Linked DNA regions of Homo sapiens: region 2 is linked to region 1. Evidence: chromatin loops called from intact Hi-C (ENCODE). Cell type or tissue: heart right ventricle. All regions are shown on one strand. Region 1 overlaps MAGI2 (membrane associated guanylate kinase, WW and PDZ domain containing 2). Region 2 has its middle 120 kb from the start of GNAI1.

The links. Peaks named below come from ENCODE experiments on the same cell type or tissue, not always from the same donor. Only the 100,000 strongest peaks of a DNase experiment are listed, where the experiment ranks them.
Region 2: a loop joins it to region 1, with 19 times the contacts of the local background. A loop is called at or near these places in 5 of 110 quality-filtered maps.

What each region holds. Positions count from the first base shown.
Region 1 is chr7:78,019,454-78,021,953 of GRCh38, forward strand. It overlaps MAGI2 (membrane associated guanylate kinase, WW and PDZ domain containing 2), which reads right to left. Exons shown (of 22, transcript NM_012301.4): 22 at 1-523. Among named protein-coding and RNA genes, the nearest start is that of DDX3ILA1, 30 kb to the left of the region's middle. RefSeq lists an enhancer at 1-90 and a silencer at 71-230. In heart right ventricle, CTCF peaks have their summits at 510, 1,290 (motif pointing right) and 1,496; DNase peaks (open chromatin) are centred at 468, 848 and 1,248; H3K4me3 peaks cover 1,312 bases; H3K27ac peaks cover 1,728 bases.
Region 2 is chr7:80,018,028-80,020,527 of GRCh38, forward strand. No RefSeq gene overlaps it. Among named protein-coding and RNA genes, the nearest start is that of GNAI1, 120 kb to the right of the region's middle. RefSeq lists an enhancer at 1,739-2,244. In heart right ventricle, a CTCF peak has its summit at 1,333 (motif pointing left); no DNase peak of the experiment used is centred here; H3K27me3 peaks cover 676 bases.

The sequences.
Region 1 (2,500 bases):
GCGCGCGCACCCGCCCTGCCCTCGGCCTCCAGCGCGCCGCTGCCGCCGCCGCCCGGGCCGGCAAACGCCGGCGCAGCCCCCGGGCCTTCGCGCCGGCAGAGCTCGGAGCCCGCCGCCGCACGGGGCGCCTCCTTCCCGCCCGCCCGCGCCGCGTCCGCCGCGTCTGCCGCCGCGAGCCCGGGCGCCCTGGCCTCCGAGGCGGGCCTGCCGGCCTCGGGCCGCCCCTGGCCGCCGGGCGCCTCCTCGAGCCTCGGCCGCGCGGCCCTCTGCGGACTCGCCGAGCGCTCCCTCTGCTCCCCGAGGCGCTGCTTCTTCTGGCCGCAGGCTGAAAGCTCCTTTGGTTTCCTAACGTCGTGTTCCCGTTTGATATCCCAAGTTGGGCCTGGGCTTATCTGGTGGGAAGGGTCGGAGGGTGGGGCTGGATGTGATGGAGAGAATGGAGCGAGGCCGTCGTCCAGGGAGACGCCTACTTCCGGCAGACCTGGGGCGGCGGCAGCGGGAGAACTCCAGGGGGCGGGTTCGTCTGTGGACGGGAAGCACAGGCGTTAGCAGTGGCGCACGCAGGACGTCCCCGTGCCCTCTCTACGCCGGGGACAGGGGCAGGCAGCTGGGGCGATTGCTCTCAGGGGCCGGAGCCACCGCCGCCCCCACCCCCACCCCCACCCTCACTGCCGAGAGGGCAGCGGCCGCGCCCCCGGGGATTTGGGGGTTCCCTCCGCCCCGCTTAGCCCCCACGCCCCGAACCTCGTCCGTGGACCGGGGAGGCCAACGCGAAGCCCAGGCCTAATCCCTTCGCCTTGGCCCTGCTAACTTCCGGGGGTGTTCTCGGGCCTGATAGTCCTGTATAGACAGCTCACTTGACAGCCCTTGAATAAATGGGTCTCCAACTCGAGTAGACCTTGGAATCACCAGGGTGGTGGTGAAAAATACAGATTCCCCGGGAGGAGCAGGCCCGGAGGTTTCAGCAGCACGGGGCCCAGGAAGTCCTCTGTATTTTTATCAGGCACCCATTCTGAAAAAGGTGGCCTAGCAGGGGTGTCCAATCTTTTGGCTTCTTTGGGCTACATTAGAATTGTCTTGGGCTACACATAAAATACACTAACGATAGCTGATGGGCTCAAAAAAAAAAGGTCCATGCATAAATCTCATAATCTTTTAAGAAAGTTTACAAATTTGTGTTGGGTCACATTCAAAGCTGGAGGCGGGTTGGACAAGCTTGGTTTAGAGCCAAGCTTTGAGAAACACTGGTCTGGGTTCTCTGGAAGTTGGGAAGTGACGTTCTCAACCAGTAGGTGTCACTCAAAGCATATTCCTAGCTGCTGTCAGTTTCAGAATTTGGATAAATACATTTTAAAACTATCATTTTTTAAAAAAAATCGTCCTTAATTCCATTTTTTTTCTTTGCCAAGTCCGGATGGAACTTAATTCTTTTTAGTACTTCTAACATTATGGAGGGCCCCAGGACTAAGATAATTCTTTCTAGGAAGTCTAGTTCCAACATTTACTTAGGATTTAAGTTACCTACTTCCAAAAAGGATTTAAGACAATTGACAACATCAAAACACATATAAAACAATGATTAAAATGAGAGATGACTTTTTTTTTAAAGCAACAGCTGGTCAGAGGCCAAGTAGAAGGACAGATGTATTAGGAATCTGAGATGAGTTAGCTGCTACTGTGAGCAACAACAGTTCCCTGGAGCTTCTGGCCACTAAGGGGAAATGAAAGCAGGGAAATCCAATTACTGTGAATCCTTGATATTTGTAAGAAATATGTCTCATGACCTTGGAAATGCTCAAATTTTGTGATATTCTAGAGTGTAATTTTTCTTCCACAGAATTGGTATATGGTCATGAGTGGAGAACGAAGAAACCACATTGATAGATTTGAATTCTGGGTGCCAGGTGAGCCTCCCTCACTAGCTAAAAGATTCAGTCCCACACAGCAACCTCAGTGCATGTGATTCAAGCTCTTGCCTCTGTAACGTGTCAGAGGCTGTCAGTGATACTTGTGCATACTCAGTCCATTAATGTCCAGGGTCTACTTTGTTTGAAACTTGAGGGTTCTTATATAGTACCTTTGATACTGATTTATAAAGCAATAAGGAGAGGAAAAGGGCAGTGGCAATGGTTTTCCCAATAATTCTGGCCATCTTTAGAATGGCAAATCAAAAACGTTTCTCATTCTATGTGAAATTCGAATGGAACATTTTGGGCATAATGTTAACCTTCCTTCTTCCATACACTGATGTCCATTATCATTTTCACATGGTAAAATCCTAGAAGTCCTGGAATCTAATCCTGGCTCTGGCATGTATTTACTGGTGACGTGATTTTGGACCAACAACTAAATCTCTCTGAGCCTCAATTTCTTCCTTTATAAGATGGGGATAAAATATCCAACTTTACAGATGTGAGACATACACTTTCTAAGGGAAAGCACTTTGCAATGGGAGGGTCAATCATATTTTTCTTCTGTACCCCACCTGCTGCCTACTTAT
Region 2 (2,500 bases), 2.0 Mb after region 1:
ATAGATTTTAAGAATATTTTAGTAAAATTTAAAGCATCCATTTCTGCAATATTAGTAAAATTGAAGGATAAGTGAATTTGTGCCTGTCTGTTGGAAGCTTAGTGGCCATACTTAATGACTCATTGAAATTATCCATTAATGAGTCCTGAACCAACTTTCTGAAAACAATTACTTTGACGTTACTATGCTAAGTGAGGAGGATGCAAAAGTGAATAATGTCTAGTAGTCACTGCCCTAAGTCTGTTAAGAGAAACACATGTATAGAGCAGACATTCACAATTCAATACAGTGTGCACAAAGTGATGTTGACGTAGGGAATCAGAGACTGTTTTCCTGTAGATTCTATGAGGATTATATCATATGGAGAGAACAGTTCAACCACAAAGGAAAAAAAGGGTGTATCACGAAGATAATGAAGATATTTCATCATTGAATAACATGCATGGACCATATCAGTATGTCATATGATATTACATACTCTTTCCTGGTAATAATAATATTTCCAGGTAATTGAAGCCAGGAGAAAAATTGTGAAATTTGAAGATAAAATTATAAGATCAATAACTTTCTTTTTTGGCACAGAGTAAAAGGCAGATATTGGCAATCTGTAAGTATTTGTTGAATAAAAGAATACACGTTACACATTTTTGTATAAAATGGATCATTTAAGATTTGCAATGAGCCTACAAAAGACATAAAGAGACACAAAAAAGAGATAAAGAACCTACAAAAGAGATAAAGCATTATGACCTCCATTTGAGATAATACAGTTTAAGATAACAGACTTTAAAAGAATCAACCAAGATCACCCATATAGTAAGTGACTGAGTAGGGACTCAAACATGTTTTGATTTCAAAGGCAGCCACTTTCTATCACATAATACCCCTTCTACCTACACTTTGTTTATATATTCAAATTTCAAGATGTCTGGAGAGCAAGAAAATGTGTTTAGGACAAAGATAAGCGAGAAGTAGAAACCCTACTTTACTTTGAAATTTATCGCCAAATCCCCTATCAAAATCAGGGATAGCTTCATGAACACATGTAGTATGCAAGAATATATGTAATGTAATTCAACATCGGAGTCACTTTCCTCTAAGCAAAGAACTCTTGAGTCAGAAAACAATGACTGTAACACTGAGAAAGTAAGTCCTTGAACATTTTCTTAGTCTTTCTCCAATATGAAAATTCACTTATCAGATTAGTCCTGTTAACACTGTCTAAACAACCTCAGAACGCTTGGGAGAGACAGAATCACATTCACAGGGGGTTCATTGTAGTGAGGGTCTCAGTGATAGTGGAATATATATAGATGAGCGTTGAGAGCGCCACCTTGTGGCCAACATGGAGGAAGACAATCTGGCAGGAGAGCACCATAGGTGGCCAGGAAGTCAGGAACAAGCACAGATGATGAAAGTTTGAAGGTAGGTTGGGGGACGGGGAGGAAAGGCAAAAATGGAAAAACTCATTATTTTACTTATGCCTCGTCATACTTAAAGCCTGGGCTTTAAAAGAGAAGTGTAGGCATGGGACTATTATATTTTCCAATATTTTCCCCAGACTGTTTTAGAGTTTTAAAGAAGCCATAATCCATTGTGCTTCAGAGGAAGAATATGACATAGTGATGTAATATCTGAGATCATGCAGTTACTTGTAAAATTTCCTGTGTCATGGCCACAGTTTCCCAAGTTAGACCAGAACGAAAGTTACCAAGAGTAAAGCAGTGGATTGCTTTGCTAGTAAGTTCTCTAGTAAAATAAACAAGAAAAACTGTATTTTAAAAATAAGATAGTAGGACTCACAGGTAATATGGCTGAATAGGAACAGCTCCAGTCTGCAGCTCCCAGCAAGACCAATGCAGAAGGCAGGTGATTTCTGCATATCCAACTGAGGTACCCAGCTCATCTCACTGGGACTGGTTAGACAGTGGGTGCAGCCCACAGAGGGTGAGCCAAAACAGGGTGGAACGTTGCCTCACCTGGGAAGCACAAGGGGTAGGGGAACTCCCTCCCCTAGCCAGGGGAAGCCGTGAGGGACTGTGCCGTGAGGGATGGAGCTATCCGGCCCAGATACTACACTTTTCCCATGGTCTTCATAACCCACAGACCAGGAGATTCCCTTGGGTGCTGACACCACCAGGGCCCTGGGTTTCAAGCACAAAACTGGGCAGCCATTTGGGCAGACACCGAGCTAGCTGCAGGAATTTCTTTTGTACCCCAGTGGAACCCGGAACGCCAGAAAGACAGAACCCTCCACTCCCCTGGAAAGGGGGCTGAAGCCAGGGAGCCAAGTGGTCTTCCTCAGTGGATCCCACCCCCACAGAGCCCAACAAGCTAAGACCCACTGGCTTGAAATTCTCGCTGCTAGCACAGCAGTCTGAAGTCCAGCTGGGACACTCAAGCCTGGGGGGAGGGGCGTCCACCATTACTGAGGCTTGAGTAGGCGGTTTTCCCCTCACAGTGTAAACAAAGCCTCTGGGAAGTTCAGACTGGGCAGAGC